2 separate regions of the Homo sapiens genome follow, and region 1 is linked to region 2. A link is an interaction called in ENCODE POLR2A ChIA-PET data of the cell type or tissue named here. Cell type or tissue: Panc1. All regions are shown on one strand. Each heading gives the region's core, and the rest is flanking DNA. Links, peaks and the distances in the headings are about the cores only. Region 1 holds the start of LOC107985459 (a long non-coding RNA gene). Region 2 overlaps NR5A2 (nuclear receptor subfamily 5 group A member 2).

Region 1 (15,896 bases), core at 4,274-9,273, 490 kb after region 2:
AGTTACCTTATTCTGGGATTGTCTCCACAAAAGCTGGCTGGTTGCCCTCCAGGTATCCTTATCGAAGCCGGGTCTACTCAAATGAAAATCACCGCCACTGGGCCATGCCCAGCTTGGACTGAGCACATGAATCATGTGGCTGTGAGTGATTGTCCCAGCCCAGGACAGTCCCCTGCTTTGTCCTTGCCCATGGGAACTAAGGAGCATCATTCAAAGAATAAAGACCAAGCCCAGAGCTGACAACTAGCTGCCTGGTTTTTCCATCCATGGCTCAAACTCAAAAGAAGAGAAGTGTAAAGCCACTTTAAGAAATAGTAAGTGTCAGCAGAAAATCAGGTTTAAAAAAAAAAACAAAAAACTGCATAACTGAAAACACCACGAGTGACTCTGTGAAGCTCTCCCATTAACATAAGGTCTCAAAGAGGCTGCAAGAGGGGAACAGGACCCCTCAGTTGTAATTAGAGCCACTAACATAAAGCAAGCCAGATTTACTGGAGTTTTTGTTTGTTCTGAAAGCTCAGAAAGGTGAGGTGGCCTGATTTCCTGGGTATTATACAGCTGGGGGGAAACCTAACAGTTATAAAACTGGTTCAAAGCTGCCTGCATGATTTCATATTTTAAAAGTGAAGTGTGAAAAATCTTTTTAAATTTTACTTGCATTAGATCACCTTCTAAGGTTACTAAAGCTCCTAATTAGAGGGCAGGATTCATTTAGAATGAAAAGTGGTTACCATTTTAACCAGTGATAAAAGCTGGCAGACCCCTAAATGACTAACAAGAATGGAAGGTAATCAGGAAGCACTTCTGTTTTACTAAACTGTAGCACCTTTTGCAAATATTGCTAAGTGGTCACCTCCAGCAGCGAGGTAGGATGTTTGAAGGTGAGACCTCTCACCAGAGTGCACTAGGTTCAAATCTCAGCCCTGGCCCTTGTTAGCTGTGTGAATTTTAACCTCTTCTCCGTGTATAAAATGGTGAGCTTAAGGGGCTCCTGTAAAGATTAATGAACAATGTCAGGCAGTATGTGAGTGTGTGGGCATCTCTTTAAATGTGCTTATCCACCAGGTATGGTGGTTCACACCTGTAATCCCAACACTTTGGGAAGCTGAGGCAGGCAGATCACTTGAAGTCAGGAGTTCGAGACCAGCCTGGCCAATATGGTAAAACCCCGTCTCTACTAAAAATACAAAAATTAGCTGGGCGTGGTGGTGCACACCTGTAATCCCAGCTACTCAGGAGGCTGAGGCAGGAGAATCACTTGAAGCCGGGGGGCAGAGGTTGCAGCGAGCCAAGATCGTGCCACTGCACTCCAGCCGGGGCAACAAAGTGAGACTCTGTCTCAAAAAATAAATAAATAAAATAAATGTGTTTATCATATTTCCGGAATGGTTAAGCATATACACTCTCATTTTTGTGGATTGCATTGGTTGGCTCTGTGCTCTATGTCATTTTTCTGCCTCTCCTAGAGGCTTTGGTGTTTGCAACAGGAATTTCAGTCTTCTTGACTTGATAGGGAAAAAAAATGTGGGGGCTAAAGGGCCACCCTGTAAACCCGACCCCATTAGGTGACTGCAAACCTTACAGAAATAAATGAACATGTCAGTGCTGGTTTATGTGTGAAGTGAGGTGTGTTCCCTAACCTGTCAGCAAGCCATATTTTATTTGGATAAAGACCCTAAAATCAAGCACATTTACAGGCTGTTGCAGCCACTCCCATTCTGCTCAGCTAAGCAGCTGCACCCCCCACTTCCCCACAGTGCAGCTGTGATCCTTCCTCGGGGCCCTGGGCTCCTGCATTCAAGCTAGTTCAAAGCATCGAGGCCACACCACCACATCCTCTGCACTCCATAGAGGTGCAGTGGAACTGAGCCCACATTAAGCCAAAACCTCCAAAGAAGCAAAATTTTGCATTTTGTAATGGCTGGTGAGATCGGCATCTATGCTGCCTTACCATGCCCTATCCCGGGGAGATCTCAGAGAGGACACTACTAAAGTCTCCCACACCTCGCCCATGTCACTTACCTGAGTATGATGTCAGGTGAGAGTATGGTCCTATAGCAGAAGACAGGTATTTGTAGTAGAATCTGCTTGTGCCTGCATGTGTGTGTGTGTGTGTGAGAGAGAGAGAGAGAGGAGAGAGAAGAAAGAAAGCCACAGTTAACACTTATTTGGCACTAACTTTGCACCTGGGCACAGTGCTAAGTCACTTTCACACAGTCTCCCTCCTCCTGCAACAGACAAAAGGGCCTTTTCCCTTTATGCCCTCTCTTTCTGAAGACCTGTCTCCTTCCGCTCTCTGCAGACTTTCTTTCCCCCAGAAGTGAACAGGTTTCACGGGTATTGCATGTTTTCACAGCCTCTGGTGGGAGGGTGGGCCCCAGCCTCCCTCTCTGTTTCGCTGCTGGGTAGAGGAGATGGAGCAGCTTCTAGTCCCAAGAGGGAGGGGAAAGGGGCAGGGAAGAAATGATGTGGGGTGATTCCTTTTCTCCTTGTTGCAGTTTGGTAGATTCCCTCCCCTCCATTTGTTTTTCTTTGATTATCACTTAGGAAAAGGGAAAGTCAATCCTATTAATAAGCCTCATCAAGTCTTCATTCAAGATCAACTCCTCTATTAACATGACTTTGACTTTATTACGTGAATGAAACATTTGTCCCCTATCCCACCTAGCGTTCCTTACAAAGTCCTATTCCATTAATTTCACACTGGAAGGCAGGCACTATGCCCAATCTCTCTATCCTAATTCTTTTTTTTCTTTTTTCTTTTTTTTTTTTTTTTTTGAGATGGAGATTTTACTCTTGTTGCTCAGGCTGGAGTGCAGTGGCACGATCTCAGCTCACTGCAACCTCCGCCTCCCAGGTTCAAGCAATTCTCCTGCCTCAGCCTCCCAAATAGCTGGGATTACAGGCATCCGCCACCACGCCTGGCTAATTTTTATATTTTTAATAGAGACAGGGTTTCACCATGTTGGCCAGGCTAATCTCAAACTCCTGACCTCAAGTGATCTGCCCGCCTCAGCCTCCCAAAGTGCTGGGATTACAGGCGTGAGCCACCATGCCTGGCCTCTCTATCCTAATTCTTGAATTCCCCCTCCAATGGGGGAAGAGACTGGGAAGGGCATTTCCTCCACACTCCCAATAGGACCTTGAAATTGCTTGCTTTTCTGGGTCTAAACTAAATCCTCTTCCACTTGGCTGTATGCTGGGGAGGCTGAACCATATGGCCCATTCCAGGGGGTTCCCTTGCCTTGTCTGGCTTCTTGTTGGATTTGGCCCCAGGGGGAGTCTGGAGGGAGGCAGGAGAGTGAGGACTAGGCAGTCATTTCCCCTGCTCCCTCCCTCACTATGGGATCACATCAGGCCAGTTAGGTCCCTGACCAAATGGACTCTCAGGTAGCACACTCCACAAAGCCCACTCGACTTTGTTGTTCTTGTCATCTAATTAACAACAGTTAATCAATTCTTCCTGTGTGGGTTTATCATACTGAAGACACTTTTTTTTTTGAGACAGAGTTTCACTCTGTCACCCAGGCTGGAGTGCAGTGGTGCAATATCAGCTCACTGCAACCTCCACCTTTCAGGTTCAAGGGATTCTCCTGCCTCAGCCTCCCAAGTAGCTGGGATTACAGGTGCCCACCACCACGCCCGGCTAATTTTTGTATTTTTAGTAGAGATGGGGTTTCACCATGTTGGCCAGGCAGGTCTCAAACTCCTGGTCTCAAGGATCCACCCGCCTCGGCCTCCCACAGTGCTGGGATTACAGGCGTGAGCCACCATACTCAAGACTTTTAATCCATGGTCACGTTGACACCAATATGGATAACTTGTTCCTGCTTTACAAAACACAGCCAATTGTCCCAAACTTTGTGGATCCCACACTGCTCCCTAGTTGGATCTTGGTACTGGTTTCTAATATTTCGTGGTTGTTTAATAAGCTTAGACTTCAACAGAGCCTCAAGGGAAGACTTCCTGACCCCCAGATATGTATGTGAACTATTTCAAGTGCTGGGATAACATCCTTGCCAAAGGTTCATTTTTATGAACTCTGTAAGTTTGGTCCTGTGTGACTGGAGAATAGTCTATTGGAGTTTGTGGGAGGACAACACTTGATGACCACCACTGTCTCCTCTTGTATATCTACTGACTTCTGGTCTTAGCCCCAACAGTCTATTCCCCATACAGCAGAAAGAGTGAATCTTCTGAAAAAAAAAAAAAAAAAAAAAAAATGGCAGATCTGTCATTCCTCTACTTACAACCCTCCAGTGGTTCTCTACTCGGAGTCAAATCCAAAGTCCTGGCCAGGCATAGTGGCTCATGCCTATAATCCTAGCACTTTGGGAGGCTGAGGCAGGCAGTTCCCTTGAGCCCAGGAGTTCGAAACCAGCCTGGGCAAAATCAGCAAGGCCCTGTCTCTACAAAACAAACAACAACAGAAAAACCAAAGTCCTTACAAATGTCTATGAGGCCCCTCTGTGCTCTGTCCTCTCCCCTTACTAATCGAACTCTCATCTGCTGCCACTCCTGCATGTACTCAGCTTGAGCGCCTAGGACCCCATGCTGTCTCAAGCCTTGGGATTTGCTGTTTCCTCTGCCTCCAATGCTCTTCCCTGGTATCCACATGACTAGCTTCATCATTTCTTGCAGGTCTCTGCTCTTACATCTTATCAGTGAGGTCTTCCTTGACCACCCTAAATAAAATAGCAACCCCTACTCATATGACCCTAGCACACTTTCTTCCTTTTTTTTTTTTTTTTTTTTGAGACGGAGTCTCACTGTGTCACCCAGGCTGGAGTGCAATGGTGAGGTCTCGGCTCACTGCAACCTCCACCTCCCGGGTTCAAGCGATTCTCCTGCCTCAGCCTCCCAAGTAGCTGGGATTACAGGGGCCTGCCACCACGCCCTGCTAATTTTTGTATTTTTAGTAGAGACAGGGTTTCATCATGTGGGCCAAGCTGGTCTTGAACTCTTGACCTCAGGTGATCCACCCGCCTTGGCCTCCCAAAGTGCTGGGATTACAGGTGTGAGCCACCGCACAAGGCTACCCTAGCACTTTCTATCCCTTGCAGTCTTTTTTTTCTCCATAGCACTTATCACTATCGGATATAGTGTAACTATTATATATAATGCATATCAGAACAGTTATGAAATTAAGATTTTTGTGGGCATCTTAGATTTTTTCAATTATTTGTATATTTGATACACGGTCTCATTCAGTAGCCCAGGCTACAGTACAGTGTTATGATCATGGCTCACTAGAGCTTTACCCTCCCGTGCTCAGTTGATCCTCCCACCTCAGCCTCCCAAGTAGCTGGCACTACAGGCACATGCCACCATGCCTGGCTAATTTTTTTGTATTTCTTGTAGAGATGAAGTGTTGCTATGTTGCTCAGGCTGGTCTTGAACTCCTGGGCTCAAGTGATGTGCCCACCTCAGCTTCTCAAAGTGCTGGGATTACAGGTGTCATCAATTATATTTTAAAAGGTTATCTGTTTCAGTTCCCAAAATTATATATGCATATTTTATAGCCTCATTCAGCATTTAGATGTTAATAGGGTTTAAAGCTTTGGGCTAAAATCAAATGTTGCACAGAAAGATCTACACTCTGTATTAGCATCGAAAAGCTTAATGGTCAGTTTCAGGTAATTTCACCTGGTTATATTGCATAAGAAACATTAATATACTGTTCAAAGAATTTGTAATATTAAGATGTTAATTTGTATCTGCATTCTGTCCTCATTACATAGAAAACCCTTGAAGAATGACCATGTTTCCTGATTTTTGTTGCAAATGCCAAATGGATGTGTGAATGAGTTGGGTTTGTGCCATTTTCCATTTGGCCTGCAGTGTAGATTGGAGTTGTCAGGCAGTGAGAACTAGAACGAGGCAGCATTGAGATTCCCCACACAGGGGCTAGGCACGGTGGCTCACGCCTGTAATCCCAGCACTTTGGGAGGCCGAGGCGGGCGGATCACGAGGTCAGGAGATAGAGACCATCCTGGCTAACATGGTGAAACCCCATCTCTACTAAAAATTTAAAAAATCAGCTGGGTGTGGTGGCACGCACCTGTAGTCCCAGCTACTCGGGAGGGCAAGACAGGAGAATCGCTTGAACCTGGGAGGCGGAGGTTGTAGTGAGCCGAGATCGCGCCACTGCACTCCAGCTTGGGAAACAGCGCGAGACTCGGTCTCAAAAAAAAAAAAAAAAAAAAAAAAAAGATTCCCCACACAGGGGCGAGTGGGCACACCCACGGGAAGGGAGCCCCTATAAAAATGGCACGTGGTTCTGTCTCAGCTGCCTGAAATGACAGAACACAAGCTCTATCACGACTGATATGAACTATGTAAGGCATCTCCACTGGAACAAAATACTCATTGCCTTTGAGATAAGCAGAAATTTCTAAAATCTTTCCAAAAATTGGTGTTAAATTTAAAAGTACTTTTACTTTTAAAGTCTTTCTACTTTTTTTTTTTTTTTTTTTTTTGAGGTGGAGTCTCACTCTGTTGCCCAGGCTGAGTGCAGTTGTGCAATCTTGACTCACGGCAACCTCTGCCTCCAGGGTTTTTTTTTCTTTTAAGCAGTTCTCCTGCCTCAGCCTCCCAACTAGCTGGGATTACAGGCGCCCACCACCATGCCCAGCTAATTTTTGTATTTTTAGTAGAGACAGGGTTTCACCATGTTGGCCAGGCTGGTCTCGAACTCCTGACATCAAATGATCCTCCTGCCTTGTCCTCTCAAGGTGCTGGAATTACAGGGCATAAGCCACCATGCCCAGCCCACTTTCTACTTTTAAAAGGGGCCCATGACTTATATTAGGCCCTGTGAGGCAGCTGGCATCTGATGTCTAAGCTAGGCAACGCATAGTAATCTGCAGTTGTTTACTTTGCCTCTGGGTGTTGCCATTGAGCCAATGAGTGACTCACTACCCAGGTGGCACTGCCTCGCACTTGCTGATTGGAAAGTGACTTCTGCCCTTTTCAGGTGTATTTGCATTAAAATATTATAATAAAAATAAGTACCATTTATTGACAGATATCGAGTTATTTCTCATTTTGCCTGCACAATAGAAAATAAGCTGCAAAAACCTATGTATAGGTCATTCCTACCCCAGACCAATTATAAATCAAAATCTCTGAGAGTCAGGGTTGTTTTTTTTTTTTTTGAGACGGAGTCTCACTCTGTCCCCAGGCTGGAGTGCAGTGGCGCGATCTCAGCTCACTGCAACCTCCATCTCCCAAGTTCAAGTGATTCTCATGCCTCAGCCTCCCTAGTAGCTGGGGTTACAGGCACCAGCCATCACACCCAGCTAATTTTTTGTACTTTTAGTATAGATGGGGTTTCACCATGTTGGCCAGGCTGGTCTCGAACTCCTGACCTCAAGTGATCCTCCCACCTCAGCCTCCCAAAGCGCTGGGATTATAGGCGTGAGCCACTGCACCTAGTCAGGTGTTAGTATTTTTAAAAAGCTACCCAGTGCTGGAAGCAGTGTCTCATGCCTGTAATCCCAACACTTTAGGAGGCTGAAGCTGGAGGATTGCTTGAGCTGGGAAGTGGAGGTTGCTGTGAGCCAAGATTGCGACTACTGCATTCCAGCCTGGGAGACAAAGCAAGACTCTGTCTCAGAAAAAAAAAAAAAAAAAAAAGCTACCCAGGTGATACTGATGTGCAGCTAGGTTTGGGGCTCTGCTCTTGGTGGCTAACAGCAGAAAGTCTGGATCCAGATTACCTGGCTTCATCCCATCTTCATCATTTACCTGTAGCAGCTGTGTGACATAGGGCAAGTCCCTCAACTCTTCTGTGCTTCACTCTTCTGAACTTTCAGAGACAGCTAATAGGTCCTAACTCATAAGGCTGTTGTGAGCATTAAGTGAATCAATGGATAATTATTTAGTAAGTGTTTGCTACCATTGTTTTTATAGCTAATGAAGTTGTGGGTAACTCTTGAGAGTCTCCAGAAAATTCTTTCCATGTCTCATCAGAAGCTGTCAGTTATGCATATGGTTGTTATGCCTATGGTACAGAACAGAGCTGCTTCTGTCCTGAGCAACAAATGTAGCTATGTGCCCCTGATGTGGGGCCTAATTTATTTGAACCACCCATTGGGGTCTGGTCATTGTACTTTCTGTATTCCCTTGTTCCTCTGCCTAAACGCTACAATTCTTCTGATCTCTGGAGTCTTGCAGAAACTGATAACAATTTATGCATTGTAACTGCTGTGCTGCTTTGTTACATAAACATTAGGTCAAGAGCAAGACCCTGAGAATGCAGCTTTGACCAACTGAAACAGATGGTAACTGAGCCTTCCAAAGGCCACACTCCCCTCATATTTATTTACCTGGCAGGCAGCAGAATGAGCCCGTTTTGCTTTATGTGCAAAACTTTCCTCCCAGGCCAATTTTCTGGTGCCCCCCGTGACATATCGCAAAATGAAATAAAAGTATCAAGAACAGTAATTTATTCCTGAAACACATCTTCCAAGAGTTACAGATATCTACCATGTCGACCTCTCTTAGCCCGAACCTGAGCTGTCACCCACGTTAAATTACTTTCTAAATCAGAGGTAAACTTTATATCATAAAATACCATTCATAGCCACATCAATCCAACCTGAAATCTGCATTACTCTCTTGACCCGAACTCCTAGATATCTACAATTCACAGATCGACCAGCTTTGCTCTATCAGTATGCCTTACCCTAGTGGTGTATTACACTAATAGATTCCTGGAGCCGCAGCTCACTTTGTTGATGTATAAGAGCAATACGTTAAGAGAGCCCCAGCTCACTTGGATGATGTATAGTTGAAGTGGTCATCTGGGGGAAGCATGCTGGTGATGTATGGCCCTGACAAGGGCACCAACTGGGAGAGAACAAGTTCAAAGTGGGTTTGGTTTAGCTTGTAGAGGCAAAGAGAAACAACTTAGATCCCACCAGGCCATGTTCCCACTGGCCTCCCAAGGCCTTCTATTTGCAGGAAAGTAAGCAGCTGCACACACCGTTAAAGAGTGAGGTCTTAACCACTTTTGCCATAGAAATTATTGTTTGCAATTACTGTAAATCTCTCCAGAGGCTTAGATGAAAACAAAGACACATAGATGTTACTTTTACTTTTTGGATATATATTTCATAATAAAATTAATAAAGGAAATTGCATAAGGACATGTTATTAATTTTTACATTCTTGAGCAATGGGGAAAACTGTAGATGTGTGCACCAAAAGATATGTACCAGAATGTTCATATCAACATTACTGTAATTACCAAAAACAGAGAATGACACCAAGGTCCATCAACTGTAGAATGGAGTGTCAATTAACTATGGCCACACAAATCCCCATGGCATACAGCAATGGCATATTTTTTAGCTCATGCTTCTATGGCTGGCTCATCTAGGCTGGGTTCTGGAGGGTTCAGGGGAGGCACTGCTTTACACATCTCTCATCCTGCTCCTAGGACCAGCTTGCACCTCTTTGTCTCATGGCAACAGCAGAGAGACAAGAGCTAGCAAAACAAATCTTCAGAGCATTTTTTTCAAGATGGCATAACTTCTGCTAATATCCTTGTAACCAAAGCAAATCACATGGTCAAACCCATGCAGGGAATTGCACCGTGCCCACAGTGGGAAGGCATTGAAGAGTTACATGACAAAGGGTATGGATATAGGAAGGATGGTCAATGATGCAGTTTATCGGCCAGGCATGGTGGCTTATGCCTGTAATTCCAGCACCTTGGGAGGCTAAGGCAGGTGCATCACCTGAGGTAAGGAGTTTGAGACCAGCCTGGCCAACATTGTGAAACCCCATCTCTACTAAAATTACAAAAATTAGCCAGGCATGGTGGTGTGCGCCTGTAGTCCCAGATACTTGGGAGGCCAAAGCAGGAGAATTGCTTGAACCTGGGAGGTGGAGGTTGCAGTGAGCCGAGATCACGCCACTGCACTCCAGCCTGGGCAACAGAGTGAGATCCAAAAAAAAAAAAGCAAGCAATTTATCACCATTTATTATTAATGCAATAATAAGTCTAATTTATTATTAGATGAATAAACTGTGACAGTCATACAATGGAATACTATACAGCAAGGAAAATGAACTACCACTATACATAACAACCTAAATCTCACAGAGATAATATTAAGCAAAAGAGGTTAAACACAGGAGTTCATAGGTATGATTCTACTTATAGAAACCTCAAAAACAGGCACAAGTAATGATGGTGTTAAAAGTCAGGGTGGGGGTTACCTTTGGGATCAATGACTAGGAGCAGGCATCAGAAGGGCTTCCAGTGTTTGTGATACTCTGTTTCTTTATCTAAGTAGCAACTACACTGATGCATTCACAGAGTGGAAATTCTTGTAGGACACATATAGTTTCTGTATTTTATATATTTGGTATGCTTCAATTAAAAAGTTTATTTGAAGAAAACTGAGCATGCAAAGCAGCATGACAAGCCTGGGGCAGATTAAAAAATGAGATATTTAAAACAGGAATGCTTTAAAGCTCTTGAAAAGCACATTCATGGCTTCATGACGGTATAGAGAGTGACAGCAGGACAGATAATCAGAGGGGCAAAGAAAGGAAGGGGCTTCCCTCTGGGAGTTGGTTTAGTCTTACCCACCTACAGTTAAAAACAAACAGGCCAGGCACAGTGGATCATGCCTGTAATCCCTGCACTTTGAGAGGCCGAGGTGGGAGGATAGCTTGAGCCCAGGAATTCAAAACCAGCCTGGCCAACATGGAGAAACCCCGTCTCTACAAAAAGTACAAAAAATTAGCTGGGCGTGGTGGCAGGCACCTGTAGTCCCAGCTACCCAGGAGGCTGAGGTGGGAGGATCACCTGAATTTGGGAGGTTGAGGCTGCAGTGAGCTGTGATCAGCCACTGCACTCCAATCTGGGCAACAGAGTGAGACCCTGTCTCAAAACAAACAAACAAACATAAAAAAATGCTTGCTAACTAATTACATGCTCAAACGAAACCAGAGAGGATTTGAGTCTGGGAGTGGTATCTATACTTTCAGAATACTGCATTAATTAGCAGAGAGGATCAAAATTCTCCAACAAACCTGAGTTGTAATCTGGGCCCTACCAACTTCCTCACCCTGTAACCTAGAAGAATTACTGCTCCAAGTCTCAGTTTCTCTAACTAGGCTGGTAAAGTTAACAATAGTACCTCCTTCATAGAGTTGTTTGTTGATTATATGAGCAGTTGCACATACACTGCTTAGCTTAGTAGTAGTAAGTGTTGCCTAATAGTAAGTGTTCAACAAATGCAAGCTCTTGTTATTATCTATCTATCCATCCACACATCCTCCACCCACCCACCCATCCATCCACCCATTCACCCATTTATCTATTCACCCTCCCATCCATCCACCCATCTAGCCATCAGTTCACTCATCCATCCATCCATTCATCCACCCATTCATCCATGTACCCACCCATCCATTCATCTACCCACCCATCTACCCATCCACCCGTTCACCCAACCATCTACCCATCCACTCATCCACCTGTCCATTCATCCACCCATCTATCCATCCACCCATCCACCCATCCATCTACCCACCCATCCATCCATTCACCCATCCACCCATCTACTCATCCATCCATCCAACCATCCATCCATCCATCCATCCACCCATCCACCCATTCATCCATCCATCCACCCAACCAACCATCCACCTTTTCATCTATCCACCCACTTGTCCACCCACCCATTCCTCCATTCATCATTCAACCCTCTCTTCCTACCATCACTGTTTCATCCATGAAGATTTATAAAGAAGTGTAACATTTGGAGTTTATAAACCAGTATTTGAGACCTAATTCTAATTCTTTCCGCCTGTGCAATCTTGGACAAATAGTTAAAATTATCTACATTTTTTGTTTATTCTTTGGTAAAATGGGAGAGAGTGCTTATCTTTACATTATGAAACTACTATGAGAAGTAGATGATTCAGCTGGTTGGGTGTGGTGGCTCATGCCTGTAATCCCAGCAATTTGGGAGGCCAAGGCGGGCTGATCACCTGAGGCCAGGAGTTCAAGACCAGCCTGGCAAACATAGTGAAACACCGTCTCTACTAAAAAAAAATACAAAAATTAGCTAGGCATGGTGGCAGACACCTGTAATCCCGGCTACTTGGGAGGCTGAGGCAGGGAGAACTGCTTGAACCTGGGAAGTGGAGGTTGCAGTGAGCCGAGATCGAGCCACGGCACTCCAACCTGGGCAATAGAGCAAGACTCTGTCTCAAAAAAAAAAAAAAAAAAAGAGAGCGAGAGAGAGAAGTAGATGATTCATTAAACTCCCCTGAGGCAAAGTATCCACTTATCAGAGTGACAAGGTTTGTATGACAAAAGGAGAGCTATGCCACAGTACGGGAATATAAAAGACCTACAAAGCAGCCCCCTTCACACATATTCTCACCTTCCAGGGCATATCACACCATGGCGGTGCCAAGATCCCTTACATCAACAAATCTAAAACTAGGTTTATTATGTCTCCTCTTATGAGTTGAATTGTATTCTCCTCAAAATTCATATGTCGAAGTCCTAATCCCCAGTACTTCAGAATGTGATCTGATTTGAAGACAGGGTCTTTACAGAGGTAATCGAGTTAAAACGAGGTCATTAGGGTGGATGCTAATCCAATATGACTGTGTCCTTATAAAAAGGGGAAATTGGAAGACAGACATACAGAGAGGGATGATGATGTGAAGGCACAAGGAAAAGACAGCCATTTGCAAAACAAAAAGAGAGGCCTGGCTGGGCACGGTGGCTCTCACCTGTACTCCCAACACTTTGGGGGGGCCTAGTTGGGAGGATCGCTTGAACCCGGGAGTTCAAGACCAAACTGGGCAACATAGGAAGACACTGTCTCCACACACACATACAAAATGAGATGTGGTGGCATGTGCCTGTAATCCCAGCTACTCAGAGGGCTGAGGCAGGAGGATTGCTTGAGCCTGGGAAGTTGAGATTGCAGTGAACCATGTTCACGCCACTGCACCCCAGCCTGGGAGACAGAGCAAGACCCTGTCTCAAAAAAAATAAATAAATAAAAAATAAAAAAAGCAGGGAGAAGGAACAATTGGGAGACAGGCATGCATAGAGGGATGACAATGTAATGAGACAGGGAAAAGATGGCCACCTACAAACAAAAAGAGAGGCCTTGCTGGGCACGGTGGCTCATGCCTGTAATTCCAGTGCTTTGGGAGGTTGAGGTGGGAAGATTGCTTGAGGCCAGTTCAAGACCAGCCTGGGCAACATTGTAAGATCCCATCTCTACATAAAAAAATTAACTGGACAAGGTGGCATATGCCTGTAATTCCAGCTACTACTCGGGAGGCTTGGGTAGGAGGATTGCTTGAGCCCAGATGTGGGATGATTGCTTGAGCCCAGGAGTTCAAAGCCACAGTGAGTCATAATCATGCCGCTGCACTCCAGCCCAGGTGAAAGAGGGAGACCTTATCTCAAAAAAGAGAGAGAGAGGACTGGAACCTTCTACCTTTCCTCACAGCCATTGTATTCTCAGAGTCTCAGTGGCAGGCAGGGCACACCACAGGCATTCCATGCATATTTGATTGAAAGATTTTCATAAAGGAGGTAGAATTTGAGGGATGGCTAGGACTGGATAAGATGGAGAGGAGGGGAGATGTCCTGGAGCAGATGAGGGAATAATTAAGGATGCCATGTTGCAGAAAGACCAAGGAGTATCAGAAGCTCCAGAGATGATTCGTTTTTCTTGTGAAGACCCTTCTGAAAGTACCGCTCTGCAAATAACTCAGAAACTCATTGCTGATTTGCACATGGGTTAGTAGGAACTTGGGTTGCTGTTCTGGAAATTTCCCTTAGTGTCTAATACATTTTATTTTACTTCAGAAGGGATTTCCCATAATCTAATCTGTGTGAATATCACTTGAGTGCTTATGCTTGTGATAAGTTTCTGGTCAAGTATTCTGGGCCAACGTGAACTTACTTGGCAATGGGGACACATTCTTCACATTTCTTTTCTTTTTTTTTTTTTGAGACAGAGTCTTGCTCTGTCACCCAGGCTGGAGTGCAGTGGCGCCATCTCGGCTCCCTGCAAGCTCCACCTCCTGGGTTCACGCCATTATCCTGCCTCAGTCTCCCGAGTAGCTGAGACTACAGGCGTCCGTCAACAGACCCGGTTAATTTTTTGTATTTTTTAGTAGAGACGGGGTTTCACCGAGATCGAGAGCCAGGATGGTCTCCATCTCCCGACCTCAGATTATCCGCCCACCTCAGCCTCCCAAAGTGCTGGGATTACAGGCGTGAGCCACTGCGCCCGGCCCATTCTTCACATTTCTTAATCACTTAGCCTCAGGATAATGTGACAACCTATTGGTTAGGGAGGATATGGAAACTGAGAGAAATGCAAAAAGAAAGAAAGATCTCTATATACGCAAAAATTTCAGACTAGCACTAAGGTTTTGTGTCATTCTAAGCATTCTGCAAACTGTATTCTTCCCTCTAAAAGTAATTGAAATGGGAGTTGGGGGGCAGGAGCCAGACTTGAACATAAATACAATACAGGCGCAGTGGCTCACGCTTATAATCCCAGCACTTTGGGAGGTTGAGGCAGGTGGATCACAAGGTCAGGAGTTCAAGACCAGCCTGGCCAACATGGTGAAACACCATCTCTACTAAAAATACAAAAATAAGCCAGGTGTGATGGTGCATGCCTGTAATCCCAGCTACTCAGGAGGCTGAGGCAGGAGAATCACTTGAACCTGGGAGGAGGAGGTTGCAGTGAGCAGAGATCATGCCACTGCACTCCAGCCTGGGCAACAGAGCAAGACTCCGTCTCAAAATAATAATAATAATAATAATAATAATAATAATAATAATAATAATAACAACTTAGGCTGGGCACGGTGGCTCATGCCTGTAATCCCAGCACTTTGGGAGGCTGAGGTGGGTGGATCACCTGAGGTCAGGAGTTCGAGACCAGCCTGGCCAACATGGTGAAACCCTGTCTCTACTATAAATACAAAAATTAGCCTGGCATGGTGGTGCATGCCTATAATCCCAGCTACTGGGGAGGCTGAAGCACAAGAATTGCTTGAACCCAGGAGGTGCAGGTTGCAATGAGCTGAGATCGCACCACTGCACTCCAGCCTGGGCAACAGAGTAAGACTCTGTCTCAAAAATAATAATATTAATTTAAAAACAACTATGGATCCAGAAAGTTCCTCTTAGATGGTAATTTTTTAATCACACAAACAGTAACTAGGGTTTTTTCTTTTCTTTACAATTTGTTTTGTTCGTTCGCTTCATTTATTTATTCAACAGGTATTTACTGGCGCCTACCACGTGCTGGGTGTTGTTAGGTGCTAGAGATACAACAGTGTGCACAACAGATGAAAAATTCCTGCTCCCACAGAGCTTACCTTCTAGTGAAAGGAGATAAACAGTAAATAAGAAAAATAGGCCTGGCGCGGTGGCTCACGCCGGTAATCCCAGCACTTTGGGAGACCAAGGCAGGCAGATCAGGAGGTCAGGAGTTCGAGACCAGCCTCACCAGCATGGTGAAAACCTATCTCTACTAAAAATACAAAAAATTAGCCGGGCGTGGTGGTACACACCTGCAATCCCAGCTACTCCCGAGGCTGAGGCAGGAGAATCACTTGAACCCAGGAGGCGGAGGTTGCAGTGAGCAGAGATTACACCATTGCACTCTAGCCCAGGAGACAGAACAAGATTCCGTCTCAAAGAAACGGAAAAATAAGGAAAAGTTATGGCATAGTATCTAGCTGGTAAAAGAGCCAAGAAGACATTAAATCAGGGAAAGAGGACAGAGGGTTGTGAGGAAGGGGAGGGAGGGAGGCCTCGTGGAGATGACACTTGAGTTAAAACCTATAGGAAGTGAGATGGAGCCACGGGGATT
Region 2 (15,896 bases), core at 7,112-12,111:
AAAACATGCAAGGTAAGGAGGCGCCGCGCGGCGCTCCGGCTCCCGCTGCTTCCCCACCCCCGGGCTCGCCCTGCAGGCTTCAGCCTCCCGCCCCGCGCGGGCGCGGGAGTAGCCCCGCTGGGCGCTCGCAGCCGCGGGAGTCAAGCCCCCTCCCCAGGTGCAGGCATAAAAGTTTATGGCTCTTGAACAATGCGGGGCAGAGGTTTTTCCAAGCAACGTCTAATTGGCCGCTTCTAATTAAGGAAAGAGAGGCTTCCAGCTCTATGGCAACCCAAGCAGGGCAGCTTCAGGCTAAAGGTACTTTAGAATAATAAGATCATTCTAAGAAATGGAATGTCTCACTGGACACCCGAACAGGTTCTCTGTCATTGGAATTGGTGTGTACTGTACTTCAACCAGTACTCTTGTGTGGAGGGAGGCGACCCAGTCTAGGAAAGTCAACTACAGAAAGAGGTGACCTCCGAAAGGATTGTCTTAGCGCTATTAGAATACATGTGACCACACCAAAAGCCCAGGCGGACACCCGCAGCCAGCTCGGATTTGGACAATTCAACATTGCTGGCAGAACTGAAGGGAACAAGTTACCCCAACCCCATCCCCTGTACGCGTAGTGCTGAGTGAGTTGGGGGTGGGAGGACAGCGGTTCGTTTATTGCCCCCTTTTAAAATCTGAGATCTGAAAATATGGAGGTCCCATTCGTTTTCCCAGCTCTTGATTGCCAACAAAAAAACAAATCCCGCTGGCTACATTTTCTCCTCATTCCAAAATAGCAACCCTATGGCTTGTATTAAGCCCTTCAGAAGTTTATCTCATTTGCTCTGGGCCAGGGAGGGAACAATGCTAGGAAAAGTCACCGGTGCTCTTCCATCCTCGCCCCTTCCAGGGTGCAGGATGTGCGGGCCGGCGGGCCTGTGATCCCGGAACGCTTCCTGCCATCCCCTTGCGCGAACTTGAAAGGACTGGGAGGTGTTGAGAGCAGAGTTCAGGGCTGGTGCACTCTGCGGTGCTGAGTGGGCGGCGCGCCCGGGCGCTCAGGCCGGGGGACCTGTAGTCGCCCTACCGCGGAGGGGAAAATACGTAGCTGGAGGGCGTGCGCCGTGCGGGTTGTGATCCGTTACCCCATCGGTCATCCTGGGGTCTCCCCAAGCCTCTAGGTAGGGCTGTGAGAGTCCCCTAGAGCTGAAGCCCCGGAGGCTGACCTGTGGGTCTGGCTGCTATGGGAACCCGGTTGGTCCAAAGAAGCCTTTCTTCCGGGCACCTGGAATTCCAGTTTAGTGTGGGGCATCGGGGAAGTGGCGCTGGGGGGCTGGGTTGGGGGACCTCAGCCGGCAGCTCCGGAGAGGGCCTACCCTTGGGGTCGCTGGGTGAGGCCGGCACGATTCTTGGCTCCAAAAGGAAAGTTTCTGCTTCTTGTTCTGGCGCGAGAAGCCAAAGACTTATTTTGAGAGCGGAGAGAGAAATGTTATTGGTAACGTTTTCTTTGGAAAGTTCGAGAGGGGTCTTCTGGACACACTACCTAGTGCCCCCAAACCAGAGAAGTAGTTTTTCTTTGGTGCCTGGGCTCAGAAGTCGCCACTCACTCAGCCCATGGTTCGAAATCAGCATGGGAAGCGCCGGGGCAAGGCTTCGTCGGAGACTAGAGGCCTGCCTGTCGGGAGGAGCCCCTGGGGGATGGGGACCCCATTCTCCTGCTTGCTCTGGTTCCCACCTGGGACGCCTCCGTAGGAGCCCAGAAAGACGATCCACTACATGGTCCCGGGACAGAGCAGCGCGCCCAACTTTGAGGGAACTTTGTGCGCCTCTCTGAGGCCCTAGCTTTCCAAGGCACCGCCGTCCGTTCTTCTTTCCCTAGACCGAAACTGGGGAAGAGTGTGGGCGCTTCTTTGCCCCGATGAGTTCGCCTCCCCAAACGCCTACTTCGGCTGCACCAGAGCATCTGGGAAACTCTGAAAGGTGCCCAGGCCTCACACAGCAGCGTCTCCCTACTCAGCCTCTGTCTTTGGGTTTTTTCAAGAGAGTCTCTACCTCATGCCTCGGTCTTTCTTCGATGTCGGGTCCCCGAGGTAGGCACGGAGTCCCTCTGAAAGCAGTTGCCTATCTGTGCCCCTTTGGTGTAAAGTTAGAGTTTACTTTGTTGGGGGAAGGGGAGGTAGAAAAGATCACAGTTGGGAAAGTGCGCTTTTCGCCTTGTTCCTAAAACATGCCTCAAGACTGTCATCGCGATTGTTAGGAGAGCTATCAACGTCTAGGGGCTATAAAGGAATTTCTGAACCCTCGGCCCTTCCCAAACCCCCAGGTTCCTAAAACCCTAGTGGGGGTCTCTTGGGGCTGGGATTCAGGCTGGCACCGCTGGGAGGACCTCGCCTAGCATCCCTTTATTAATATTTCACGAAGGCAGGCTCCTGCCTTCTCTGGAGCCTCTTTTCTCGGAATGTTCCCAAACTCTGGCTAACTCACTCCCCTGTGAGCCATCCTAGGGCTCTGTGGCCCGGGAAGAGACGCGTCAACTCCGCGGGTCTGCGCGCAGTCCTTAGCCGCAAAGTGCTGCAAGTGACCCCCCTGACGGCCCTTTCCGACCGAAGAGCTCGGGAACCAAAGAGAAAAAAAATAACTTTATTTTCAAAAGAACAAGTCATCACTGCGGCGATACTGTGGCGGAGGACTTTGGCGATGGGGTGGGGGCTATTTCTCTTTCCTTTTTGGTAAACAAATCAGAGGAAACTTCTGCCCGGCCGTGGCTTTCCATCCCCCACCTGCCCCACCCCCTGCAAACGCCACTGATTAACTTAAAACAAACTCGGCTGCGTGTTTGTGCGCCGTTGGGTAGCAGGAGGTAGAGCCTAGGCGAGAGCCTGGTGCGCCCACGGGTTTCGCCGAAGAGTGCCCGGGGGAGTGCGGGCAGGGTCCCGGCTGCGCAGACCTGCGGGTGCCCGCCCACCCGCGCCCCGCGCTCCCATACTTGACCTGTGTGGATGTGGAGTCTCCGGGAAATACCGGATCAGGCACTTCCTGGGGTCTCCTGGTCACTGCCCTTCCTGTGCATAGTTTGTCATCTTTTTAGCTGCGAAGACGCCTTCGTGGGTCTGCGTCCGGAGCAAGGCGGTTACCCGATCCCGGCAGTGAGCCGCGCCGCGCGTCGTGGCGGCCTGATTTCTGTTTAACTTTAATAGGGCGATCTCGAGGTGTTTATATTTTGCTATGATGATCGGAAACATGTGAGGTTCATTACAGGGCTTCAATACTTTGAAACCAAAACCCTTCTGTGTGTCTTTTACTCTTCTGGTATTTTTCCCCGTACGGGCGTCCTCTATTTTCTTTTTCCTTCTTTTTATTTTCACAGATTTTCAAACGTAAGGAGATGAAAGTATCCAGAATAGAAAAGTACTGTCAATACGGAACTGAATGTTTCGATTATCTAACAGATCTGAAAGTTGGGAGCCTCAGGCTGTTTAGTTAAAGTGGGCTGCTGCTGAGAAGCGGGTTTCTGGGGCTTCAGTTTCTCTGTCGGACAGAGTTTGCAAATTGGTGCTGCTGTCCCTGTAAGCAAGGTGCACTTGCAGCAAACCACTTCAAGAGGGAGGGAATAAAGCCTGCGCTTGTTTCTCTACCTTAGGCGAAGGTGACATTTTGGAATTTAACTTCATAGGGATTTAAAAGAAATTCTAAACTGTCACCTTATGCAATTCATGTCTCTATTTGTTGCTTTGTGGAGTTATGAGACTTGTGTTTAAAAGCGGTCAGTTTAAAATGTTAACAAAAGAAGTTGGAATTGTTTGTGGCACATGGAATTATATGAGGTCCATGCTTATTGATGACAAAAGATGTTTTACTTGTAAAAATAGTTCAGTAAGACCTTGCTAAAAATTGTTTTTATTTTATATTTTACCATGTGATATTTGCCCAGCAATCACCAAAATGCTTTTTGTTGCAGGATTAACACCTACATGTAAATTAATTGAATATGTGTATACATTTCTCTTTTTGTTTCAGTGTCTCAATTTAAAATGGTGAATTACTCCTATGATGAAGATCTGGAAGAGCTTTGTCCCGTGTGTGGAGATAAAGTGTCTGGGTACCATTATGGGCTCCTCACCTGTGAAAGCTGCAAGGTTTGCTCACACATTGCTACCTGAAAAATATAATGTCCAACACCAAAATAAACCAGTGGATTACTTCTTTTAAGCTAAATTTAGGCTCCTTTTTTAAAGACTCAACTAAAAATGAGGGAGAAAGAGAGAGTCTTAGGGAGATGATTCTTAGAAGTGTGTGTCTGATTTAGTTCAAAAGGCAAAGAAATTTATGCTGTTTAGAAAACTTTGCCAGTCTCATGGTTCTAAAATACTTTATTGTAGTAAAGTGATATAGCTGTAGAAAGACTTCCATTTCTAACAGTCCTAAATATTGATTTTGCTTGACTTATATATATTTAAAGCATCGTTGTTCTTGAAAGGGAATATGACAAACTATTTCCCAAATACATTTTAACTTCAGAGTATTTCTGTGCTATAAGTCTAAACATTCTTTATCCACAGACATAAAAGCCTAAATTCCCAACTGTGTGATTTCATCTTGATTTATTCCAAAATAATTTTAAGGATTTTTTGAAATTTATATCATAAAGACCAAGAAATCAGATTTTAGTTTTTAATATAATAATTTTTATAAATATATGACCTATTTAAGTGCATGGATTTTAATATGTAAAATATGCTATATTGTTACCAAAAATATAAATTATACTTTAAGAATTTATCTCAGGACTTTTTAATACATTCCCAGTAAATTCAATATTCACTATTTTTCAAAGTTTTTTTTGTTTGTTTGTTTTTGTTTTTAAGTGGAAAACTCAGTACAATTACTTAAACCACCACCAGGAAAATCCCTCCATTCTCTATAACAAAGTAAGAATGTTTCTCTTTGTGGCAAGTGGGTTAAATATGAATACTATCCTGGTAAATCTCATATTATAAAGCTACACATTTTATTTTTGATTAATTCTTTTATATAAAATATAAGGAAAGCTCATACCCTGTGTGCTACAATTCAGCTATCTGTGATACATGCTTTTTCCTTCCATTAGTTTTGCCTTTTTAAGAACAGTTCCCATACTTGAATGTATTCCAGTGGAATTATGAGCATTTTCCCATTTTACTCTTTAAATCCTTTTGCTTTTAACTATCCAGTGTTGACATTTGTTAAAAAAAAAAAAAAATCTGAGGTGTTTTGCTATTCAGTTTTTTCCACTGGCATTTTGCAATGGTTTATCACTGAAATTATATCAGACTACTTAAAAACAATGCCAGGACTTCATGAGTACCTCTATCAGGAACATGTGGGATAATAGGAAAATAGATTAAAAAAAAATTTATCTATATAGAGTGTATTTTTTCTGACTGTTGGGATAAAATGGTGGGTAGCCAAATCTCCCCAGGATTTGACGTAATTCTTCAAGAATAAAACTGATGCCAGAAAAATCTCCACCATGGCCTGGCACAGTTTGGGAAGGTTGATGTTGCTGAAATGTAAAATAAACCACAGAACCACATAAGGGCTCAAATAGTGCAATGAGAGGATTTACTGGTGATTTTCTTAAAATGAAACAATGGAAAAGACGGGTGTTAGATTTATAATACGTCTCACTATTTTCTCTGTCTTATAGGGATTTTTTAAGCGAACAGTCCAAAATAATAAAAGGTACACATGTATAGAAAACCAGAACTGCCAAATTGACAAAACACAGAGAAAGCGTTGTCCTTACTGTCGTTTTCAAAAATGTCTAAGTGTTGGAATGAAGCTAGAAGGTAAGATTCTTCTAAAGACTACTGCCTATTAAAACTCTCCAAGGACATGAACTGTAAAACAACATTGTACTTATAGCATGGTAACATTATTTTCCCAGCATTTTAACACTACCGACAATACTGTAAGATCTTTCTATGTTTCATCTGCAGAATAGTCTGAGTCTCATTTAATCATGGTGAAATCTACTAGGAAAAAAATTTAAAATATTAGTTGTCTTTCCCCTGCCCACCCCCTTTTTTTTAGTCTGGGGAGCAGATGCATTAGACACAAAAAAGGGAAAAAGATCAGGTTATGAAAATAAGACTAAAGCAATCCAACTGAAAACAAGAATAATTTGTAAAACTATTAAAAGTAAAATATTCTTTGAGTTTTTAAATCAAGATACCCTTGGAAAAGTTTGATTTCAATTCTTTTTAAAAGAGGTGTGCTTGTCACAAGTGTTAACTACTAATTTCATGATTCTTAAGAGTTAAAGCCTTTAATGGTGAAAAGGAGTTTCTCATGTAGGATATTATCTTTGATAGTGTAGAAATGTATTTTTTTAAAAGATAATGACTGAGGCTGCAAAATAAAAAATTGAGAATCAGGAAACATGAAAAATAACGAACTATTAAATCATTAGCAAAGGTCTGAAAAGAACAAGAAAGTGGCTCCTGAAAAGCCACACTTGAACTTTGTTGAAAGAGCAGACCCTATACTACAATGTACAGATTGGCAGGCAGTAAAGTTAATATGTGACTGCTGTAAATAATTTGTAGTTCATGGACTACTATGGTATGTTGCTGCTTTCTAGCCTCTGACCTGCTTGCTTTCCATGGATTAAATATACTGCAAATAAAGCAATAACAGGGATACATATCACCGATGGTGCTAGATACAAGAGTGCATTTTATTTGATCAATGAGGCACAGGCTATTTTTATTTGGAACTTTTCTGTTATATGGAACTCATACTTGATAGAAATACTAAAAAAAAAAATCATATAAATCTGCTGAATAGCTAACACGCTTCTTCCGAACAGAGGTAGCCACTTTGGTTATTATGAGGACTGTTAATGTCAGTATCATTTTTAAGAGATCATGAAAGGAAATAATTGATGCTTATTAATTTTCTTATTACCAATCACTATTATTTCCCAAATAGCAAAATATTGTGGTAGATGCTTACTACATACAGTAAGAGACTCAGAAGATAAGTAAATGTTGTGATTTTGCATGATGTCATTTAATTCCTTTTCAACAAAAATAATAAGGCTGCATTTCTTTACCTTAAATAATTAAACTTTCTTTTTTTTAAGTTAAGCTTTCACAATTGTAAATCACTTGTGGTACATGCTCATGCTTCCTTAGGAGTGATATGAAACAACTGAATATTCAATAAATTATCATCCAGATGAAAAACTCTTTATAATCTTGTGCAATATTCTGTATACTTAGAATTTACAATAAATTTTTAATGTGATACTAATCCAAGATAAAAAGCTCAAAAACTTAACCTCCAGCAAGTTCAATATGTCACAAGCTATCAGAGGTCTCTAGTTTCTGTCTAATTGCCATTGGCCACTATGGACTTAGAGGGAACTGCTAACTAACTTATTAGTCATGGCCGCAGACTCCACACACCACTGTCGCAGAAGACTCTCTTGACAGCTTCTGAAATGAATTTGTTTTAATTATGTCCAATTCTACTTAAATTAAAAGCAGTAACTGGTGGTCATCTGATGTGGGCTCATCAAGTCCAGGTGAACATGATTTTCCAAGAACATGTCCCCACCCCTTTTGTTATTGCAACAAGGTGGCCAAAATGGCTTTCAGGGAGGAAGGTATCTTGTGGGAAAGTATTCACAATTTAATCCAAAATTGGGTAACTCAGTTCCACACCCCTGCAAAAGAAAACCCCAAAGCAGTTTGGGTTTCCATAAGGAACTGGCATAATAAAAGCATATACTCTTAGTAGAACGACTGATACTCTTTCTTAGCAATGTGAAATATTTCTTTTCTTTTTTTTGAGACAGGGGTTTCACTCTTGTTGCCCAGGCTGGAGTGCAGTGGTGTGATCTTGGCTCACTGCAACCTCCACTTCCCGGGTTCAAGCGATTCTCCTGTCTCAGCCTCCTGAATAGCTGGGATTACAGGCACCCACCACTACGCCTGGCTAATTTTTTGTATCTTTAGTAGAGATGGGGTTTCATCATGTTGGCCAGGCTGGTCTTGAACTCCTGACCTCAGGTGATCCACCCGCCTTGGCCTCCCAAAGTGCAGGGATTACAGGTGTGAGCCACCGCACCACGCCTATGTGAAATATTTCTATGTCTAACAAAAATTATGAACTCTCCTCCATCCACAAAAGGGTTAATATGTCCCTATGTGGCCAAAGTATTTTTTTGATGACGACACACACTTGGAGGAAGGAATTCATAAATAAAGAGGACATGGTTTTTTGGGAAATCTTTGTGGGCTATTGTAACGAAAACAACCACACACATACCACTTCTTGTCGATTTACATTTCTAAATATCTGAAGAATGCTAATAATTTGCACCTTATTTATACCTTTCCTTCCTTCCCCCCACCCCACCCCCAACAGCTGTAAGGGCCGACCGAATGCGTGGAGGAAGGAATAAGTTTGGGCCAATGTACAAGAGAGACAGGGCCCTGAAGCAACAGAAAAAAGCCCTCATCCGAGCCAATGGACTTAAGCTAGAAGCCATGTCTCAGGTGATCCAAGCTATGCCCTCTGACCTGACCATTTCCTCTGCAATTCAAAACATCCACTCTGCCTCCAAAGGCCTACCTCTGAACCATGCTGCCTTGCCTCCTACAGACTATGACAGAAGTCCCTTTGTAACATCCCCCATTAGCATGACAATGCCCCCTCACGGCAGCCTGCAAGGTTACCAAACATATGGCCACTTTCCTAGCCGGGCCATCAAGTCTGAGTACCCAGACCCCTATACCAGCTCACCCGAGTCCATAATGGGCTATTCATATATGGATAGTTACCAGACGAGCTCTCCAGCAAGCATCCCACATCTGATACTGGAACTTTTGAAGTGTGAGCCAGATGAGCCTCAAGTCCAGGCTAAAATCATGGCCTATTTGCAGCAAGAGCAGGCTAACCGAAGCAAGCACGAAAAGCTGAGCACCTTTGGGCTTATGTGCAAAATGGCAGATCAAACTCTCTTCTCCATTGTCGAGTGGGCCAGGAGTAGTATCTTCTTCAGAGAACTTAAGGTATGCCACCAGCTATTACAACTTACAGCACCCCTTTTAAGAGAGACCTAACTATGTTCCTAATTAATACATTCTTGGTGCTGAAAATATGTGTTCCTTAATTTTCTACTTTGTATGATTTACAGAGTAGACGTAATTTTATTACCTTGACTTCAGGACTGTGGCAGCTTAAATTTATGGGGCTTTGATTTTGTGTAGCTCTTAGTTTGGGGGGGCTGGCATTTAACATAAAGTATAGGAAACTCGGGCTTTTTTTTCTAAATAGTAGAATATCTGTATTCCTTTTAATTCAGATGGTTTGTGGCTTAAAACATTTCAAGTCAATGTGAAATAGCGCCTAGTAAACTATTTTTCTTGAAAATTACCATGTAAAGAGCTATATTATAATGGTGTCATCTTGAAGGTTTCTTTTGAAGGAAAAAATGCCAACATTTAGTAGTGTTTAGACTCTAAGGAATGAAAATGATACCACTGGTTAGTAGTATCAAGTAGGTATTTACTACTGTTTGCCTTGACATTAGGTTGGTAAAGCCTTTGTTTTCGTAGCAGATTCCAATAGGATGTTTACTGTCATTGGATGGGGAATGGGCAAATGGTGAGTGCTAGTTTACTTGGTTTGGGTTGTAGTTCTCATAATCTATGTCTTGTTGATTTTAGTGGACTGGTACATTGTAAACATAGTACTTGTTTGTATAGGGATCTATGTTTAAATTAATAATTATTTTATTTCCTGAAACTTAAGTCTGAATGAATGTGAGAAAGTTATTTAGAAGTTTGGAATCTAAGAGGGGCTACCAAAACACATTTGGTAGTCAGTGGTTTCATTCCTATTTTAAAAGTGAGTCTTGAATTTGATTTCCAAGTATATTTTGTCACAAAATCAATTTCTTCCTTTTGCTGTAACGGGGAGAGATGTGGCTGCTAAATATCTGTGACTTGTGATTACCTAGGACAGGAGATTGATTGTAAAATTTCTGAGAGAAGGAAAATGCAAAGCCGACTTTTAATTTTAAGAGTTACTGTTAAAAATCGTCTGTGTAAGTAGATGGTCTGGGGAATGTGGAAGCCACATGCAAATGGAAAATAATGCTTTCATAGCAGTCTACATTAAGCACTGTTCTTTGTACATGGAAGCAAAAAAGTTACCTGAACAGACCTAAATAAGTTGATAAAATTCCATCAGCACGCTGTTAAGACTGTGGACACATCCAGCTCTTTATTTCCACGTCCTTTATTGCTACGCTTAAAAATGGCTGAAGGATATCTCAGGCTGCAAAGGGCAAGCAGAATGCACTGCGTTAGCACAATTAGGCCAGATATTTTCCGAGTATGTGTTAGGGTTTGTAACCACTCTATGATAATCAGAACATTTTTCATGAAAAAACAAACCATGCAAACACTTTCCTGATATTCTTACATTCAAAACTGTGTCCTTAATCAAACAGGTAAAGTATTTGAAAATGAAAATTAAAATGATAATTTTAGATACTGTCGAAAGGTTAGGTAATGTAAAAATGAGGAAAACACAGACTTTTTACAATCAAATGAACTGCTTAATAATTATGTCTTCATAGGCAGGTTGTTAGATTCTCTGAGCCTTGGTTTTTCTCATGTGTAACTTGTATATGTGGTGTTTGTGGAGGAGTATTGGGAGCACAGATGTAACTACTTATATTGAGGAGGTTTTCAAAGGAAAATGAGAATATGCAGATAAAGCACCCAGTACCGGGAGTCTGGCATATACTACATACTCAGTAAAGTGTGGTGCTGTTTTAAATTGATATTACTGGGGCCGGGTGCAGTGGCTCATGCCTGTAATCCCAGCACTTTGGGAGGCCAAGGCGGGCGGATCACCTGAGGTCAGGAGTACGAGACCAGCCTGACCAATATGGAGAAACCCCGTCTCTACTAAAAATACAAAAAATTAGCCGGGCTTGGTGGCACATGCCTGTAATCCCAGCTTCTAGGGAGGCTGAGACAGGAGAATTGCTTGAACCTGGGAGGCGGAGGTTGCGGTGAGCCGAGATCTTGCCATTGCACTCGAGCCTGGGTGACAAGAGCGAAACTCCATCTCAAAAATAAATAAATAAATAAATTGATGTTATCACTGTTGTTTTATGAAAAATGTGCAGAATCTACATAATTTTTATATTTAGGATCAAAACAATGCAATTATAGTCTCTTAGTTTAACATTGGCAAAAACTATTACATGTGTTATAGAGTAGTATGATTTTGTTATAATTAACAGTTATTAATCAGTACTAATTAAGGACCTAAAATTGGCCAAGGGGTAAGTTGGGTATAAGGTAAAAACAACGTTGAATAAAACAACATGTTTCCTCTCAGAGTTTATAATAAGACAGTTTCATAAATAATTATTTTAAAAAATAAAGACAGCCGCAGAGAATAAAAATATATTTTACAAATCAACAAGGAAAGAAATAATGCATATTATTTTCATGTAAAAAAGGAAACATGAAGTAAATACAGCTAGCGGCTGTAAGGCATTAAGAAGGCTGGGAAAACTTTTTCCACTATTCCTCTCTTTTCCCTCCTCTGTGGATAAATTTTACAGTGACTTCTTTATATAGCATGAGGTTAAATATTTGGCTAAAACATAAATATCTTTGAGAATGGGGCATATAAAAGCATTTTTCAATCAATTACGGTGTTGTTTAATGCATTTATCAGTCTTTCATAGAATACGAAAAAAGGAAAAGGGAAAAAAGTACAAACGTGAGGGTCGTCTACAAGGGGTGGGAGATGTTCCCAGAAGAGAAAGATAATTTTGACCCACTTCACAGTTTGCCTTGGGCTTACTTTGACCAGGAGTGATTCAAGTATTTTTTGGTGAACAAAGAGTAGAATTCAGAAAAACTTAAGGATAGTTTCAGTAGAGAGTTGGGAGGTGACTATTGACATTTGGAAGAATTCCTTTTCCTTTCGTTTATAAATTTACTTTGTCAGAAAGCAAACCAACTCATTTGAAGCCAGGATTGAGACATCTCTAGGGCTGTGGCTTTCAATTTTTTTAATCATGACCCACAGTAGGAAATGTATTTTATGGCAGGACATAGTGTACCAAACACATCACACGGGCGCACACACACAGAGATGCACAAACATACAAACACATACACACAACTAAACCAAAGTTTCACCAGATAGTACATAACCTACAAGCCACGCACTCTGATATTTTCTATCTATTCTACTTTAGTCTAATTTATTTCATGTTTTTAAAAAAATTCTGGTCACGACTCACTAAATTGATTTCACGGCCCATTAATGAGGCATGACCTGCAATTCAGGAAAACTTGCTGCTCTAGAGGAGGTTTTATCGGCCATCCATTGGCGTTGCCTACCTGCTACAATTAAGGATAATAACTCCGGAAAAAGGTCTCTTCCTCCTGGCGTGGCCTATAAGACATCTTTGAAACCCACAGCCTGAGTCCCCACCCTATCTTTCTGTAAAGGTTGTAATTTTAAAATATCATTTGGGAAGATAAATGCTCTTTTTTATTCAATTTGATTTTAATTATTTTTGTAGAGACAGGGGTCTCACTCTGCTGCCCAGGCTAGTCTCAAACTCCTAGGCTCAAGCAATCCTCCTGCCTTGGCCTCCTGAAGTGCTGGGATTACAGACAGGAGCCATTGTGCCTGTTTTATTCATTAAATATCTGTCCTTTTCCTTGGTAACTTCACAGCAAATTACCTATCAAGTGATATACTTATTGGACAGATTTTTTATACCTCTAAAACCCAAAGATGAAAAATCACATATTTGCTCCTAATTAGGCAATTTTGAAATGACCTCTTTCTCACTCTCTTTTTTTTTTTGAGACGGAGTCTTGCTTTGTCGCCCAGGTTGGAGTGCAGTGGTGCGATCTTGGCTCATTGCAAGCTCCGCCTCTTGGGTTCACGCCATTCTCCTGCCTCAGCCTCCTGAGTAGCTGGGACTACAGGTGCCTGCCACCACGCCGGCTAATTTTTTGTATTTTTAGTAGAGACGGTGTTTCACCGTGTTAGCCAGGATGGTCTTGATCTCCTGACCTTGCGATCCGCCCGCCTTGGCCTCCCAAAGTTCTGGGATTATAGGCATGAGCCACCGCACCCGGCCTACCTCTTGCTCACTCTCTCAGGACAAATTACACTCTCTACCACATAGGAAAAAAAGAGAATTTCATTTGTTTACTAGTTAAGGGAACAGAAGGGCCAGGAAATTTGGTAGGTTGTTTTGTTTTTCTATACATCTACAAGGTGCAAAAAAAGGTATTCTGGTTTTCATTCAAAAGATTGGAATGAAAAAGAAGAAGTTACAACTCCCCAACTCTCATAGAAACCGTGGAATTTCAGAGCTGGAAGATGAAAGGGAAAAGGGCTAGAGGACACATATAAGCGAGCTGCTTTGTTTTTTTAACACACTTGTAAAGGACAATTCTGGTCTTCATCCAAAATAATGGCTTGAGAAAGATGAAATTAATACTCTGAAACTTGTAGCTTTTGCAACAACAGATGTGCATCAAAAGATACTCATTGCCTAGAAATCACAAGGTTTTTCAGAGCTAGAAGAGATCACTGAGATCATTTGACCCTACCTCTTTTTACATATGAAGAAACTGAGGCAGAAGGGAATGTAATCTGCCCAAGATTATCCAGCTACTGAATGGCAGAACTGGGACTGGTAGATTCAGGTTCAAAGAAGCAGTCCTCTTGTACGCATTCCCTCATCCCCCCCAGCATGCACACGCACACACACACACACACACACACACACACACACACACAAAGAGGCAGTGTAATCTTTGACTCCAAAGAAAACAGTCCTTTGCCAGTGAAGCTAAAGCAAATCTCTAGGTTATCAGAAGCCCATCACTACCATCCAATTACCAAATCACTAATAATCAGTGAGACAGATTTTCCCTGAGTCCAGATGACCCCGTGGGAGTGAATGAGTCACTTTAAAAAGCTACAATAATTCTTTCAGGCCACTGGGGTATCATTCAGTACAGTGGATTCAGCACTTCTGGGCCTTGAGTTTCTGAAGCATTCTCTAGTGCCCTACCCTCTGCGGATAGTTTACTCTCCAGGTGAATCTGGTTCAGTGACGGCATATGGGCTGTGCTCTGCCGTTAAAGCGGCCAAACACGATTATATCCTGTGCTCTACTAGAAGCTGGGCATGTTCAGTATGGGTTTCTTGTTACGTATGCTTGTCGAGATAGCAGAAAAAGAATGCAGGGAGCTCACTTTGGCAGCATATACAATAAAATTGGAAAGATACAGAGATTAGCATGACCCCCTGCACAAAGATGACACAGGCATTCATGAAACTGTCCATAAAAAAGAGAACACAGGATGGTAACCGGGTGATAGGTGAGCCACTAATAAAATTTTCTGATCTTTAAACCAAATCTGTTGAGTGACCTATGCTCTTGACTGTTTCCTTGTGTTTTTAGAAATTAAGAGCTAATTCGAGACTTTTGTATTCTGCTGAAAGAGCTGTCCTTGTGAGTCAAGAAGATTGGCTTTTTTTTTCAGTTATTTTTTTTTTCACCTGTGTCTTGAATATCTCACAAACACAAGAGCAGTGAGAAAATAATTCCCACTTTGTTAAACAACTAATGAATCTGGAGGATCTATTTGATCTTCTAATGAGACCAGATGTCTTAAGAGAATTCTGGGAATGGATATATAAGAACTTCCCCTCGGTGAATGATTCTGATACATGTACGTATTAAAAAAAATCTAAATTAATCCTGACTGAAACTCCCAACTAGCATTTCTGTGGAAAATAGGTCTCAGAGACTCAGGGAGTTTGTGCCAAAGGAATTTAGCCATGCTGAAGTTGGTTTTTAAGTATAGCTTTATCTAAAGCGAGGGCACAAGGGGAGGAGCAAACCTTCTTTTTTCTCTAGCCAATTATGGAAGCTATCTGAGCAGCATTATTTATCTATTTTTAACATTCTAGATCCTTTTTCCTAAATCACAGTTACCTTTCCCAATGCAGGCCTATAATCTCAGACTTTATTGAATCTGCCCCAATTTTAAGCTATATTCTTTAGTAAATTTACTTAGTCCTACTTTTTTTTTTTTAAGACAGGGTCTCTCTCTGTTGCCCAGGCTGGAGTGCAGTGGCATGATCATAGCTCACTGCAGCCTTGACCTTGTGGCCTCAAGCCATCTTCCCACTTTAGCTTCCCAAATAGCTGGGACCACAGGCGCATGCAACCACGCTAGCTAATTTTTTATTTTTTGTGGAGATGGGATCTTGCGACGTTGCCCAGGCTGGTCTGGAACTCCTGGGTTCAAGCAGTCCTCCTACCTTGGCCTCCCAAAGTGCTGGAATTAAGGCATAACCCACTGTGCCTGGCAGCCCTACTTTTTTTTTTTTGTGACGGAGTTTCACTCTTGTTGCCCAGGCTGGAGTGCAATGGTGCAATCTCAGCTCACTGCAACCTCCACCTCCCAGGTTCAAGTGATTCTCCTGCCTCAGCCTCCCGAGTAGCTGGGATTATAGCGCCTGCCACCACGCCTGGTTTATTTTTGTATGTTTTAGTAGAGATGGGGTTTCTCCATGTTGGTCAGGCTGGTCTCAAACTCCTGACCTCAGGTGATCCACTAGCCTCGGCATCCCAAAGTTTACAGGCGTGAACCACTGTGCCCAGCCAGCCCTACTTTTCTATGGGAGAGAAAGAGAAACTGAGAGAGAGGATCCTGCTCGGTGTCTACCACATTTACTTGCCATATGGCTGTTCTTTGCCTTCTCCTGAGAGTTGGGGTCAGGAATCATGGGTCCAACACGAGCACTCCTCATTGCCATGTGATGTCACAGAGCAATAGCCACTTTACTTACCTTTG

What was found. Peaks named below come from ENCODE experiments on the same cell type or tissue, not always from the same donor. Only the 100,000 strongest peaks of a DNase experiment are listed, where the experiment ranks them.
Region 1: POLR2A ChIA-PET joins it to region 2 with 18 read pairs; 3 of 35 experiments call an interaction of 5 or more read pairs at or near these places.

Annotation. Positions count from the first base shown.
Region 1 is chr1:200,528,922-200,544,817 of GRCh38, forward strand. It overlaps LOC107985459 (a long non-coding RNA gene), which reads right to left and starts at 2,118. Exons shown (of 3, transcript XR_001737816.3): 1 at 2,023-2,118. RefSeq lists a silencer at 6,805-6,874. In Panc1, for the core only: a CTCF peak has its summit at 7,086; a DNase peak (open chromatin) is centred at 6,874.
Region 2 is chr1:200,039,784-200,055,679 of GRCh38, forward strand. NR5A2 (nuclear receptor subfamily 5 group A member 2) reads left to right here. Exons shown (of 8, transcript NM_205860.3): 2 at 1-12; 3 at 3,991-4,109; 4 at 5,660-5,801; 5 at 8,389-9,035. It also overlaps the pseudogene RNU6-570P. Among named protein-coding and RNA genes, the nearest start is that of NR5A2, 20 kb to the left of the region's middle. RefSeq lists enhancers at 630-1,432, 8,477-9,416. In Panc1, for the core only: no CTCF peak of the experiment used is centred there; no DNase peak of the experiment used is centred there; H3K27ac peaks cover 697 bases.